Linked DNA regions of Homo sapiens: region 2 is linked to region 1. The links are chromatin loops, found by intact Hi-C in ENCODE. Cell type or tissue: breast epithelium. All regions are shown on one strand.

The links. Hi-C counts contacts between places; a loop is a spot of excess contacts. Peaks named below come from ENCODE experiments on the same cell type or tissue, not always from the same donor. Only the 100,000 strongest peaks of a DNase experiment are listed, where the experiment ranks them.
Region 2: a loop joins it to region 1, with 7 times the contacts of the local background. A loop is called at or near these places in 1 of 110 quality-filtered maps.

What each region holds. Positions count from the first base shown.
Region 1 is chr3:42,210,762-42,218,761 of GRCh38, reverse strand. The region is part of intron 14 of TRAK1 (trafficking kinesin protein 1); the gene reads right to left. Among named protein-coding and RNA genes, the nearest start is that of CCK, 51 kb to the left of the region's middle. RefSeq lists enhancers at 4,080-4,189, 5,146-5,647. In breast epithelium, no CTCF peak of the experiment used is centred here; no DNase peak of the experiment used is centred here.
Region 2 is chr3:42,876,403-42,884,402 of GRCh38, reverse strand. No RefSeq gene overlaps it. Among named protein-coding and RNA genes, the nearest start is that of CYP8B1, 4.5 kb to the right of the region's middle. RefSeq lists a silencer at 3,044-3,093 and an enhancer at 3,132-3,426. In breast epithelium, a CTCF peak has its summit at 3,233 (motif pointing right); a DNase peak (open chromatin) is centred at 3,232; H3K4me3 peaks cover 1,189 bases; H3K27ac peaks cover 849 bases.

The DNA.
Region 1 (8,000 bases):
TTTCTAATGAAAATGGGATGGCAACAAGTTGTTCTCAATTTACTTCCTTTTAATGTTCTAACAAGTTATTGCTGAGGTGGCTGAAGACTATGGTCTGCAGCAGATTAAATCATGGAAGTGTTAGGACCATGCATGAGAAAGCTGGCAAAGGAACAAGGAACAGAGTCTATGGGAGACATCATGATTGCAGAGGTCATCCTCATTCATAACTCAAGCATCAGGAAAAAAAATAATAATAAAATAAAAAAAAAAGATGCTGCCCGAAATAGCATGCACGATGAAGTGCCGGGATGATTCTCCCACCCAACCCCACCCCACCCTCTGCCCCTGTAGCAGCTCAGCCCCCAGAGACCTCCTGGGAGAAAACTGATTCAGATTTCAGAGGCCATGAGGATTCAAAGGCCATGAAGATTCAAAAGGCTGTGAACTAGAATCTTCTAGCTCCTTATGGTATATTTTCTCTTGGATTTGACAAAAAGGAAAACAATGGAATTGGTTGCTGCCCCAAACCTACAGGTCCACACAGTTGACTATGTCTTAAAAGAAAACCAGGAACCCGATGACACAAACAAAAAAATAAATGCTGGAGACACAGATTAAAGGTAGGCAGGACAAATCCAGAGTACAAAAGTGATGGTGACTAGAGGAACAAGGCAAGATGGTTTGCCCTGATTTTTAAGGTCTGACTCGGGTCTGTGTGTCAAAGCAGGCTCCCATGGCACCTGACGTGACAGCCAGCACCACGGCCACAGGAGAAAACTCTCAGCCATGGGGAGCTCCAGGCAAAGCAGGAGGGAAGGAAAAAAAAAACACATAAAAATAGCCTTTATGAATCTTTCTCAATCAGTGAACATAATGGCTCAGGAACTCCAATAAGTAAGAAACTGCCACAAGCAAAACAAAAATGGAGTAAGCTATGAAGAGAAGGCAACCAAACAATCACGATTCTCTTCCCGCAATAAGGTCTAGAAACAAAAATAACAAAAAGCCTGGGAAGAGCATCCCAAATAACAGGCATGAGGGGTTATTTGGGAAGGAGGAGAGGGGGAAAGCAGTAAATAGAAATAAGACAACACAGTTGAAAGAGAGATAACATTTAAAAGAAATCAAACAAGGGAAGGCTGGATTTAAAATCAGAAGCATACCCCCATTTAAACATATGGCCAGAATATCAAATCAAAAGGTCACAAATGTTCACTTCCTCCTCCACCCTCTTACATATTGGATCTTCAATTGCAATAGGGAGTGTAAGATGGACATTTTAGAGACGTAGTTGCATCAGCAGAAGCAAACCCATCTTATACAAATGGGTTTTGGGGATAGGAAAAGGCTGCTAAAAATTCACAAGTCACCATTCCCCAGAAGCAATGAATAGCCGTAGAAGACCAAGGAAGATCAACAAGTTTCCAAAGTGCTAAAGCCAGAGATTTGGCCCTTCCAAAATACCACCAGGACGCCTGGACCCGTGGGCTCTCCGCATGTCACCACTGACTGCCAGGATGCTGCTGCACCTCCCTTCCTTGAGACACAACAGAGAGACAGTGAGTCACCCAAGACTGGGATCATCAGAGGCTCCTCATGCTTGCTACAGAGAAGCAACGGGCTGATTCCTAAAGCCCTGGGTGCAGGAAGAGAGCAAGTTCTAAAAAAAAAAAAAAAAAAAAGAGAGAGAGAGAGAAACATAAAACATCCTTCTTGGCAGGAAATAGGGGGGTTGGGTGAGGGCTCACTGTGAAGTCACCAAGCCCATGCCACGCACCAAAGCCCCCTTCTTTATCTAAACAGAAAGTTCTTTGCAGAAGATGGTATTATGTGTTCATCCCATGCTGCTCATTTGGGAGCTCAAAGGATAGAGTTTCTTGGATTTAAGGCTTTAATTCCCTATTTAAATTCTTATTCTTTCTCTCAACCTGAGTGGAGGGCTTCCTAGTGTTTTGAAGAGACAGGCACATATTAAATGGGTTAGAGTATTAACAACGACAAATATTTTCATCATTTGATTTAGGAATGAATTTGGATTTACCAATAAAAACCCCTAATTCTTTTTTAATTGTTCTTCCTCCCCCAGATTCTGACACTGGTACAAAATGTGATACGCTTTAAACTTAATTAATCCTTGATTATTATTCAAGATCTCCTGTGTTGATGAACTGCCCGTAGCTGTCGTGCAGATGTTTTGTTCTTAAAACACACCACATGCAAGCACACATCCTTCAGCTAGCTACAGGTGGACACATCAGAGGACTTTGCAAGAGTGAGAACCACTCTTACTTTCACTCTTACAGAGTGAGACCTCACCTGCTCTCTCTAGTTGGACTCTGGTGAGCCTTCTGCCTGGAGTAGGTATGCTTGGTAAGTGGCACTGAGTGCCCATGCTCCTCGGGGGCCCATGATGCCTGGGACTGACTGAAAAACTGGGTGGTTGGGATCCTTCTGCTGCAGCCAGTGAGGAGGGAGCCCTGACACGGCCCCTACTCCCTGGATGCCCCTCAGACTGCACTATATAGAGCAGGGTGGCTGCTGCTCGGGCCTCCCAGGGAAAATACGTAGGAAGCCCACTGCTTCCCATGGCCCAGTGCTTTCACAGTGAGGAGAAGGGGACACAGAAGAGGCTGGGACACTCCGGTGGGGCCCAGAGGTTCCACAGGGATTTGCAGGATGATTGGAACTCTGCCCGTCTGGCCGCCCATAATACAATTTGTACACACCTGCTCATGCATTTTCTTCCCTTCTAATGGCGTTTTCCTTCCCGCATCCCTGGGAAGTGCTGGGGACAACAGAAGCTTTCTTCTCTCTAAAGGCCATCATAGAACCTAGTCCTTAAAAGAACCCTCACATGAGCCCAGAGACATTGGAAAATGCAACCGTACTTGGCATGTTGCTATGGGGAAATTGAGGGTGCAATATACACCCAGATACAGCTGCTTCCAAGGAAGCCTCTGAGAACGGAGAAACACTGGCCATGCCACACACCCAAGCTATTTTAAAAACTCACATAAATAACTTCTATAAATGTAAATTTACAAAAGCATCTCAAAATCTTGGAAAAGGGACTCCACCTTTGGGATGCACTGAGGGCCTTCCATGTTCTTTTTGCCACTCTTGGGAAGTGGCCGACTTGTGTAAAATAAACCCTATGACCCTGACCTTTCTTTCCTTGACTTAAGCATGTAGTGGGATGCTGCTGTCACATGACTTGGATCTGCTTTGCAAGTTCTATAAACTCCTCAACCAGTACACACACACACACACACACACACCCCAACAGTGGCACCCACAGGCCAGCCTGTTCAATCCAAGTAAAAACAAATCTATTGAAAATAAAAGCCATTGTCCATCCAGCTTAAGGGTGTGTCTTGGACTATCCCCTAGGAATATCAGTATATTTTAGTTGTTTAATGCCCAGCTTCTAATGACTTTGTTGCCTTTTGCTTGAGGGGTGGAAAGGGGAGAGGAAGATGTGTCTTTGCCTGTCAGCTGCATGAGAAACAGTTCCCTTTCCATTAAACAGATAGGGAAGAAGCAATGCTTTATCTCTTCCTAAAAGACTAAAATATCAGGGCATGGAAGATGCTCTAAAGACTTTCCTGTCTCTTCATTATGTAACTCTGCCCATGATATTTTCAGGGGGAAAAAAAGTTCTATGATGAGTTCACGTGGGAAAAGCTGCATAAATAGTTTGCCCTACGAGTCATCATTAATACAAGTACTATGTTAGGGATTCATGTGGCTTTAACAAGTGTTTTCTCTGGAGGTGAGGAGTCGGGGAATCAAGAGCAGTTTCAGATGCAACAGTGCAACTTTCTTGTTTTAAAAAATACAAAAGTGATTTTAAACTGTAATATGTTGTACAAGATAACACTTTTAAAGGCCTTAGTTCTGGGCTTCACAGAGGCTTGGTATTTATTTTTTTCTCTGCTTAAGCATTTCTTCAACAGAGCTCTCGACTGCCCCTGCAGCTCCGTAGAGGTCCCTGAGCTCCTCGGTGATCAGACATCTGGCCAGCAGGAACCTGGGAGGTTTCTATCACAGAGATTTCGAACCACACATCACAAGATCTTTTTCTGGTTTCTGCACAACTTATTTTTGGTTTCTGCAAAATTAAAAGTCGACTCTTCTTCCCACTACACCAAGTTGCCTACCCTGTTTCATCTGAAAAGTATGTGATTTAAGAGATAAACAATTTCACAGCATTGTGCAGAGAGGGTCAGAAATTCTCTCAAGTGCCCCTGGGGTATCTTCTAGAGAGAGGGGGATTTTTAGAATGCTATTAAAACGTCCAAAGGGCAAATGCAGAAATCCCTTTGTAGTCTTCAGACACCAACAAAGCTGGTCCCTATACCCTCTGTCCTCTTGTCCTTCCTTCTGTGGCAGACACCAACAGGTGAAGGGAGCTGGCCTGGCTGAGCTGCATCAAGACCTTTCCCCACTAGTGCGTTCAAGGCCAGCACAAGAGAGCACTTCACCTGTGCTTCACTAGGCAGTGTGGTTGCACAGCTCCTCCTCTCAACACAGGGTGCTCCCTCAAGGGCCCTCCACATTAGAAGGGTGTCAGGTTCAGACACCTCCTCAGCAACCCACGTGCCTCTAGGAGCACCAGGGGGCCCTCTGTAGTGTTCAGAGGTGAGGATACCAGAGAGAAAATGCTCAACAAGTGGGCTTTGTTCTGGATATTTTAAGCAGGGTTGACTCTATGCTGTTTGTTTTGAAGGAGTCAATTCTTTCATTCTTCATTCATTTTTCCACTTGCAGGTGGCAGTTGGCCTGTTTTACTCTGGCTTAATATATATTCTGACGGCAGAGCACAGGGCTTTCCTTAGCATCTCCTAATACAGGTGGGTGTGAGCCAACTATCCACTCTGTCCATAACAACAAAACTCCCTCATAACTGCCATAAAACCAGGCTGAATCGAAGTGTTCCCAACAGCATGGGAACTCACATCAACTCTCTCAGTGTAGACAATGGGAAGGAACTTGCCTGCACCCAAGGGTCTGTGAATCGAGCATACCAGACTTTTCCTTCCAGACCCATCAAGCCCCCAAACCAACTTCTCACAAGCCTGTCTGAACCCCAGTTCTGTGGTCTGTGGTGTACTGAAGAGGGGACAGGATACAAGCTGGCTGAGCTTTGCTCTAGCTGCCCCGCCCGGGCAAAGCTGCAGGAACACCCAGCTGGCCTGACTCCGCCTGGCTCCTTCTCACCACAAGCCCTTCTCTGCCCTTTCCTCACTCAGTCACTGCTCCTGACCTTGGGCCTATGTATCAAACAAGGAGGCAACGAAAGAAGCTGATTCCTGGCTTTCGCCTTGGTGGCCCAGTTGCTGGAGATTTAGGGAATTTTTTAAGGGCAATTTTAGCCAAGTGTGTTTTTTGTCTTCCATTCTGACTTTAAGATCTCAGCTCTAGGCCAGATGTGGTGGCTCACACCAGGAATCCCAGCACTTTGGGAGGTCGAGGCGGTCAGATCACTTGAAGCCAGGAATTCGAGACCAGCCTGGTTAACAGGGTGAAAGCCTGTCTCTACAAAAATACAAAAAATTAGCTGGAATGGTGACGTGTGCCTATAGTCCCAGCTACTTGGGAGGCTGAGGCAGGAAAAGCACTTGAACCGGGAGGTGGAAGTTGCAGTGAGCCGAGATTGCACCACTGCCCTCCAGCCTAGGCAACAGAGCAAGACTCCGTCTCAAAAAAAAAAAAAAAAAAAAAATCTCAGCTCCAATTAGGACATGGTTCTACTGCAGGGCCACTGCCAGGTAAGATGTCAAGATGCCATGATTCGTGTAAGTTTTTGAGGATATCTCCCCTCAATATGAACCAGTCTTGATGAGTAAAAGCATTAAAATAAACTGACTGTCAATTTTCTCTATCCATGTGGCTTGAATCCTACTTCTTTCTCACCTTTAAGGATCAAAGCATTCAAGATAATTCAACTGAACTGCCCATCCACTAGCCAACTACCAATTTAACTGTGTGACTTTAACTCTTAATCCTTTGCCACATGCAGGCTCTTCCCCACACAAATGCCTAAAATACAGAGTACTGACAGAAAAAGATGATAACTAGTTCTGATAAAGTATACTTTCTATATAAATTAAAACATAAAACATATCACTGAAATAAAGTAAAACTATAATCTAAAACTTTTTAAACAATCCATTTTAATCATCTAAATTATTTACAATACAATAACATGGATTCATCCTTTTTAAGACATGGGATTGTAAAAATCAACAAGTGAATGATGCTTCAAATAATACATTTAAATACATTAATCAAATTTTTTCAGTGCTTAAAACTTTTTCTCCATGGGACAGCAGGCTCTGGACAAAAGTGCCTAGCATACAAGTTTTCCCAATTTCCTTCTATCATACCAGCTGCACATAAAAAGGTTCATCACCTCCTGTCTCCAAAGTGTCTCCCTACTGAGTGTTCCCAGGCAGACAATAGTTCCTGGGATAGTGCTGTTTGGTAACAGAAAAGCCCAAGCGTAGAGGACGGATTAAAAGGCAGGGACCAGACCACCATGGATACAAATCCCAAGACAGAGGATGCCCCATGCCTTCCCCATGAAGCTTATCTGTCTGCCTGTGTCTCCATGATTGCAGGCATAGAGCTACTTGGGACCTCCAGGATGATTTACTTAGCGATATGCTTTTTACATTCTAAGAATCAAAATGGTCCTGTAATTCCCAATAGAGAAAATAGAGCCAATTCATTGTTCTCCCCTCTCCCCTCTGAAGCCAGTTTTTAAAGATGAGCCTTACCCAGAAAATAAGCCCCAAAGAACTCTCATCTAAATGATCAGACCCTTCCTAAATTACCTTTGGCAACCTAGGTAATTCTTTTTTATTACACACCTCCAACCTGACCCTTTCTACAGTTTCAACTATAAATGTTCATGCCCCTCGTCAAATAACGTTGCTAGGATGAATTTGCCACAGGTTTGAGTACAGAGAGAACAAGCAAGAAAAATGTCAGTGTTTATTTTAAGGAGAGTGGCCAGGATGTCAGTCCTCATAATTGGTCCCTTCTCTCTCTCTATCCTCCAAGGTAAGTTCTTTGTTGACTTGATAAGCTTTAGTCCTTCTGTACAACTTCTAGAAGATGCACTTAATGGTGCTTCTTTGCACTTCCAGAACTCACCTTCTATTCTACCTGTAAGGCTGTAGGGGAGCATCCCAATCAACATAAGGCCTACCCCTTTAGCCACGAAAATCAGCCAGGCATCATGTTTCTGCACCACCACCTGCCTTCCTGACGGACACTGGTGCTGATGACAAAAATGGGACAGTACCGCAGCTGGTTTCTCTTTTTCGAGTGTGTAGATAACAAATAAAAAACATTTTCATTCCCTCACAAGCTTAATCTAGTAATATAACTGCCTAAAAAAAATCAAACCATAAATAAACCTATGTGCTAAACAAATCACATGACTTGATGACTTCTCTAAAATTAATGTCAAGGAAAAAAGGAAAAGTTGATCCCAAGTAAAATCCCTTGACCACAGCTGTCTGAAATTAGCCAGGGGAATGGGAGACACCACCAAGAACCTCAGCTCTTTCCTGCCCTGTATTTCAAGGGGAGTGTTGTGGCCTTCACAAATGAAAATTATGAATCACAAAGATAAACGTCCTCACTTCTAACCTGGTGAATCCTCAGGAATGTCATGAGGATGACAACACAGGGTTAATTCATTTTTTCTCAGTCTCCCCCCTGACTCCACAAAAGCTTTGCCTTCCCAACACAAGGGGCTGGGAGGTCCAGTCTAGACAGAGCATGCTGTTGGGGTAAACAGTAACCATGTGATCCCATGATTCCCAGAGCTCTGAGCACAAAGCTTTTCATCCCAGTGGCAACTGGAATGTGGGTAATTCTGTAAACTCATGGCCACACCTTTAATGCTTGGGGACAGTGGGTGGAGTCAGCCAGAGCTCTTTTCCAACTTCATCTAGGGTCTTCTCTCTGGAAAAGCTTAGTGACGTTCTCCGAAGGTTTATTTG
Region 2 (8,000 bases), 670 kb before region 1:
TACCAATCAAGACTTTTTTTTCTTACAGTGCCAATTTACCAGCACACCACTGAGGAAGATTGACTTTTTCTTTTTATTTTATTTTATTTTATTTTATTTTATTTTATTTTATTTTATTTTATTTTATTTTGAGACAGAGTTTTCCTCTGCCACCCAGGCTAGAATGGAGTGCAGTGGTGCGATCTCAGCTAACTGCAACTTCTGCCTCCCAGGTTCAAGTGATTCTCCTGCCTCAGCCTCCCATGTAGCTGGGATTACAGGATGCGCCACCACACCCGGCTAATTTTTGTATTTTCAGTAGAGACAGGTTTCACCATGTTGGCCAAGCTGGTCTCAAACTCCTCCTGACTTCAGGTGATCAGCCCGCCTCAGCTTCCCAAAGTGCTGAGATTTCAGGTGTGAGCCACTGCGACTGGATGAAAATTGATATAGAGAATAAAGAAAGACACTAGATCATTTCACATAATTATAAATGTTTTGATGAAACTAAAATAGGTTAATGATACAAAGTACTTTAAAAAGAGACTACTTTACATAGAGTAGTCAGGGAGGGCCTTTCTATAAGGTGTAATCTGAGTTGAGGCAGTGAATAATTGAAAGAAACCAAGCGAGGCATACAGCACATCCCTGTAGTCCCACCTACTTGGGAGGCTGAGGCAGGCAGATTGCCTGAGGCCAAGAGTTGGAGGCCAGCCTGGACAACATAGTGAGATCTTATCTCTTAAAAAATGAATAAATAAAATAAACCAGTTGTATTAGTCCATTTTCACAGTGCTGATAAAGACATACCCGAGACTGGGTAATTTATAAAGAAAAAGAGGTTTAATGGACTCACAGTTCCACGTGGCTGGGGAGGCCTCACAATCATGACAGAAGGCGAAAGGCATGTCTTACATGGTGGCAGATGAGAGAATGAGAACCAAGCAAAAGGGGTTTCCCAGTACAAAATCATCAGATCTCATGAGAATTACTCACTACCACGAGAACAGTATGGGGAAACCGCCCCCATGATTCAATTATCTCCCACTGGGTCCCTCCTACAACAGGTGGGAATTATGGGAGCTACAATTCAAGATGAGATTTGGGTGAGGACACAGCCAAACCATATCACCAGTCATGCAAATAGCTAAGGAAAGAACATTTCAGGCAGAAAGAACAAAGACAAAGGACTTGAGGAAGGCCCTGGGACTGGCAATATGGCAGCGGATGAAGAGCTGAAGTTCTGAAGTAAACAGAGTGATTAGACTCTTGGTTGTACCACTTGCTAGTTGTGCAACTCTAGACAAGTTACCAGCCCTTGAAATCTCAATTTTCTCCTCTGTAAAATGAGGGCATTTTTGCTTCATATGGTTGGGTGCATAAAATCACTAACATAGCAAGTCAGAGACCCAAAAAAAGGCCTGCTTGCAAGGTAGGCCCCTGGCTAGTGTCTGGGAACTTCACTTTCAAAGTGCGTCCAGTCAACACTTAACCAATAAGAGTAGTTCGTTATGCCTTGACTATTTGTACAAACATGATTTATAATGAATATCTGCTTTCCTTCTAGGAGTCTGGAATTTTGGTATGTGCTAGGCAGAAGGTGCCTACATGACCAGTCCCCCGATAAAAACCTTGGGCACTGACTAATTTTTGAGCTTCCCTAGTTAGAAACATGGCACATATGTTGCTGCGTTTCCATTGCTAGGAGGAGTAAGCTTTGTGTGATCTCTCCTGGCAGGGAGAAAGAACTCGGAATCCTGCACATAGATTCCTCCAGACTCCACCTATGTCTTTTTCCCTTATGATCTGGTTATGTATCCCATCAGATGGACAGGCAGAGAATTCTGGCTCTTCCTCAGGCAGAGGCTGGCTTGCCCGTGGGAATTCAGCCCACGTGGCTGCCCTCCCCACCCTCCCAAGGGGCTAGGGACCAGCAATCCAGTTGTAATCAATCTTAGTCATGATTACAACTGTATTCTGAGTCCTGTGAGTTCTTCTACGGAATCTCTGAACCGGGTTGATATAAGGGTTAGATGGCAAAATACGTGAATTTCGTGTAATATTAGCTCAAGGTAAGTTCTCAAAATAAGAATGGTGATGGTGTTGGTGGCGATGGAAATGATCAGCATAGAGCCATCCCCTGGCTAGAAGCTCAATGCCAATCATTCCAATTCCCACCCTATCCCTCCACCCTCTCACACTATATGCCCTCGTTATCTCTTGGCAAATTAGTGAATGTACAACCCAATACCTTTATAATAGCATCTCACTGCTGGCGAGTACGTCAAATTCAGTACCTCTTATTTTGACACATCAGAATAAAGGTCCAGAAGGGTAAAACAAAATGTTCTGGGTCATGCCATAAATTGGTGGAAAAGTTGGGACAAGAACCCAGGTTTGCCTTTTATGTCCTACACTGGTTCTACGACAACCTGGTATATGTGATTCAGGCTAGCAGTAAGCATAGTGACCCTTGAGTCAGGCTGTCAAGAACCCAGGCTGCCATGGAGGGGGTTCCTTCCCCTCCAGGAAAAACAGAAGGAACCTGGAAAGCTAGAAAGAAACAAAAAGGAGCCATACATAAGCCCTAAGTGAAACGATTATTACCTGCTCTAAAGGCAGGGTGAAATAATTTCTCCCCTGTATTTCCATTTCAATGGTACTACTTACTGCTGGGGGCGAGGCAGTGAGCAAGAGGTGGCACATACTGGGGGAGCAGTCAATATCATCCAGAATTAGAAAAAGGGGCAAACAAGACTCAGGGAAGAGCTAGTGCATCCGGACTAGAGAACCCACAGCGGAGAACCCCAGTAAAGGAACCACAGCAGATAAATAGAATCCTCAGGTCAGTGCCCAGTTGCTCAAAATTCTGGGCCATATATAGAATGAGAAGTCATGACATCAGACAGGAACATGGAACTACTAGGGCCCAGTGTAAAAAACTCAATCCACTGTCCTGCCCACCATGGAATGTGCAAATGAGGTTAGCAATAAAGGAGCTAACCCCCAAAACCCCCCAGGACAACCAAAATGATGCTCTTGCCGGGCTTATGCCGTGAAAACTGCCAGGGGCGTGGGCCGAGGGGTAGTGGTGGGTTCAGCGCGCGAGTCGGAAACAGCTGCGGTGGGGAAGGAAGAAAGCAGCGCCATCAGCACGTCCTCCCGTTGGCCCGGAACCACGCCCTTACTGGGGGCTCAGCCGCCGAACTGACACTCACCGCTCCTGAGCACAAAGAAGGTGCGAAGTGCCGCAGAGCGACCGCCAGAGGTCAGCAACACACTGCCTACTCCCCGCCGCGCCTCCCGGAGACTCCCTCGCTGAGGCTTCGGGGGCCGGAAGTGCACCCGCCCCTTTCCCGAGCGCCCGCGGGCCCTCTGGCTGTCCCGGAGGCCGCCTCCGTGTGTCTTTGGTCCTACCTGGCCCCCTAGCCCACCATCGTAACCCCGCCCCGGCCCCTGACAGTTCCCGGACCGAAGGGGCGAGGAGGGGACGTGCCGCCCGCTCCCGGTGTTGGCTTGAGTTGCTGGTCCCCAGCCCCTCGGGAGGGAGAGGAGGGCAGTCCCGTGGGCTGACTTCCCAGGGGCAAGCCAGTCTCCTCCCGAGGAAGAGCCCGTATTCCCTGCCTGTCCATCCGGCAGCCCTGCGTGGCCCCCGTGGGCTGGCCCCGGACACAAGCGTGGCTGGGCCGGCTGGCGTGAGAGGGGTTCAGTGCCACCGATGTGTCAAAGTCCTAACCCGCACAGAGCCTGCCGGTTCTGCACCCTGTGGAGATTCTTCCCCCTTCTCCGAGTGCCCTGGGCTCATTGGCCCCAGGGTGGATATGCTCTCGGTACCTTGGGACCACCCTGCTGCATCCCCTGACCAGCACCCCTCTTCGGCCGCTAGCACCTCCACCACACACAACACACATTGACTGGGTCTTGTGGTCCTCCAGGCCTCCGCTGAATCAGTGTGGCCCAATCAGTGTGGCCTTCCTGACTGCCACCTCCCTTCATGCTCTGCTCTTCTTTGCAGCATTTGTCACAATTACAGCCATACCGCGAAGATATTGCGGGTTGGGTTTCAAACCTCCATAGTAAAATGAGTCGCACGAATTTTGTTTCCGGGGAATATAAAAATTATGTTTAGACTATACACCATTAAGTGTGCAAAAGCATTATATCTAAAATACATATATATACCTTAATTTTTAAAAAAAACTTTATTGCTAAAAAATGCTAATGATCATCTGAGCCTTCAGTGATTCCTGTCTTCACCCTGGACTGATCAGGGTGGTGGTTGCTGAGGGCTGGGGTGGCTGTGACAATTTCTTAAAATAAGACAACAATCAAGGTTGCCGCACCAGTTGACTCTTCCTTTTAGGAAAGATTTCTCTGTAGCATGGAATGCTGTTTGATAGCATTTTACCCACAATAGAACTTTTTTTCAAAATTGGAGTCAATGCTCTCAAACTCTACTGCTGCTTTACTAACTTTATGTAATATTCTAAATTCTTTATTGTCATTTCAACAGTGTTCCCAGCATCCTCGCCAGGATTAGTTTCCATCTCAAGAAACCACTTTCTTAGCTCATCCGTAAGAAGTTACTCCTCATCCATTCAAGTTCAATCAGGCGATTGCAGCAATTCAGTCACATCCTCTGGCACTACTTCTAATTCTAATTCTCTATTTCCACCCATCTGCAGCGACTTCCTCCACTGAAGCCTTGAACCCCTCAAAGTCATTCATGAGGGTTGGAATCAACTTCTTTCAAACTCTTGTTCATGTTGATATGTTAACCTCCTCCCATGAATCACAATTGTTCTTAGTGGCTCTAAAATGGTGAGTTCTTTCCATAAGGTTTTCAATTTACTTTGCCCAGATCCATTAGAGGAATCGCCATCTACAGCAGCTATAGCCTTACGAAATGTATTTCTGAATACTAAGACTGAAAAGTTGAAATTACTCCTTGATCCATGGGTTGCAGAATGGATGTTGTGTTAGCAGGCATGAAAACAACATTCATCTCTTCGAACATCTTCCTCAGAGATCTCAGGTGCATTGTTAATGAGTAGTAATACATTGAAAAGAATCTTTTTTGTGAGCAGTAAGTCTCAGCAGTGGGCCTAAGTAAACCATGCTGCAAACAGATGAGCTGCCATCCAGGCTTTGTTTTGTTTGTTTTGAGACAGGGTCTCACTCTGTCGTCCAGGCTGAAGTACAGTGACATGATCTTGGCTCACTGCAGCCTCAACCTCCCAGGCTCAGGTGATCCTCCCACCTCAGCCTCCCAAGTAGCTGGGACCACAGGCATGCACCACCATACCTGGCTAATTTTTGTAGAGACAGGGTTTCACCATGTTACCCAGGCTGGGCTCCAAGCTCTGGGCTCAAGCAATCCACTTGCCTTAGCCTTCAAAATTGCTGGGATTGCAGGCGCGAGCCACCACACCTAGCCTTGCTACTTATAGAGTACAGGCAGAGTAGATTTAGCATAATTCTGAAGGGCCCTAGGATTTTCAGAATGGTCGTGAGCTTTGGCTTCAACTGAAAGTCACCAGCTACCTTAGCTCCTAAAAAGAGAGTCATCCTACCCTTAGAGGCTTTGAAGCAGGGCATTGACTTTGCTCTAGGAAAGTCCTTAGATGGTCTCTTCTTCCAATATAAGGCCGTTTCATCTACATTAAAAATCTGTTGCTTAGTGTAGCCATCTTCATCAATTATCTTAGCTACATCTTTTAGATAACTTGCTGCAACTTCTTCATCAACACTTGCTGCTTCACGTTGCACTTCTATGTTATAGAGATGGCTTCTTTCCTTAAACCTAATGAACCAACCTATGCTACCTTCAAACTTTTCTCCAACTGCTTCCTCATCACTTTCAGCCTTCATAGAATTGAAGAGAGTTAAAACATTGCTCTGGATTAGGCTTTGGCTAAGGGAATGTTGTAGCTGGTTTGATCTATGCAGGCCACTAAAACTTTCTTCATATCAGCAATAAAGCTGTTTTTCTTATTATTCATGTATTCACTAGAGTAGCACTTCTAATTTCCTTCAAGAAATTTTTTCTTTTGCATTTACAACTTGGATAACTGTGTAGTGCAACAAACCTAGATTGCAGCCTATCTTGGCCTTCCTCACTAAGCTTAATCATTTCTGGCTTGTGATTTAAAGTGAAATTTAAAGTGATTTAAAGCGCAGCTCTTCCTTACACTTGAACACTTAGATGCCATTGTAGGGTTATTAATTGGCCTAATTTCAAAATAGCTGTGTCTTGGGAAACAGGAAAGCCCAAGGAGAGATAGAAAGAGGGGAGAACAGCTGGTCAGTGGAACAGTCAGAATACACACAACATTTACCAATTAAGTTTGCATCATATATGGGCCCAGTTCATGGTGCCCCAAAACAATTACAGTACTAACATATCACAGATCGCCATAACAGCTGTAATGATAATAATGAAAAAATTTGAAATATTGTGAGAATTACAAAATGTGACACAGAGACACAAAGTTAGCACACACTGTTGGAAAAATGGTGCCAATAGTTTTCCTCAATGCAGGGTTGCCACAAACCTTCAATTTGTAAAAAACATAGTATCTGTGAAGTGCAATAAAGCAAAGCACATTAAATGAGAAATATGTGTATAATTACTTTGGGCAGTGATTTAATATCTTTCTCCCTCCATTAGACCATAAACTGCAAGAGAGCAGGGACTGTGTCTATCTCATTCATGATTATAATCCCAGATCGTAGCAACATTTCTGCCAGTAAGTGCCCAATAAATATCTAGTGAATGGATAGATGGGGCTTCTCCAAGGAAGGAGGGAATGAATAGATGAGTGTGGGTTAATGAATGAGGTAAGAATGAATGTGAAATAATGGTTCATCCATTAAAAACTAGGGGACACGGTTCAGTTCATTGGATTTGGCCCAGTTTCAGACCGAATTCTAAGGTTGAGGAGAGTTGATGATGCCAAGTACTGTGGTGGTCCTGAACAATTAAAGAGGGATTCTGGGAAGCAGAGTGTGGACAGTTCCAACTCCCTGCCAAGGGGAAGCTCATAGGCAAAGGAAGCTCACTCCAGAGGGGATATGGAAGTTCCATACCCTCTTTTGTCTGAAGAGCCGAAGTCCCTGTTCTCAGGTCGTTAGGAAGTTAAAAAGTAATTTGGAGGTTATCAGAACTGATTGAATTGAGTTTGAACCTCACCTATAGCAACAATGGGCCAGGCTGCTTGACTAATGCCTTGGCGTCAATGGTACAGTTTTCTCCCTCTTGAGCTGCTGGCAGGGACCTGGGCTGACATGTCTCAGAAGGCCCTTAGTCAATGATTAGCTTATCTCAAGGCCCCAAGCCAGGGCAGCTGTCAAAGAGGGTCCCCACTGCGTTCTGCACCTAGATCCTCATTGTGAAATGAAGTATGAAGTGATTGAGTGAGGTCTCTATTGTCTCTGACATTTTACAATTCCAGGATTCTGCCTTCTTGTCAGAGAAGTGTATAGGCAAGCAGTTGGGCAGGTGAGAGGGCTCCGGGTGAGAGGCTCAGAGACTGAGGGCTCAGCCTCTGCTTGAAGAGTCATCATCTGGGAGGCTCTGTGGCCTCCTCAGATGAGTTCATTCACACTCATACCCCAAGATGGAGTCAACACCCCCTCCACCATCTCAGCCTTCTCAGCATCTAAAGCCCCAGCATCAATGCCTCTTTTTTTGGGTTAGGGGTCAGAGCTGTTGTGGAAGGGCATACAGTCATTCTTCACTTGCCTTTGACTGTGTACTCTGTGCACATGGAGGTAGGAGCAGACATGACTTCAACAAGGTCATGCCCCCTTGGCAAGCATCTTTGAGACCAGAGAGGAAGACAGACTAGGGAAAGAATGAGGAGATAAGCACGGGCTGCTGTGAGGTCCAGGGGAGCAGGCAAAGGTAAGAGAAAAGGCTTTAGGATACTAACTAACATATATGGAGCACTAGCATGAGCCAGGCACTATTCTAAGTGCTTTTCAGGTGTTATCTCTTTTTGCCTCACAACAGCACCTAC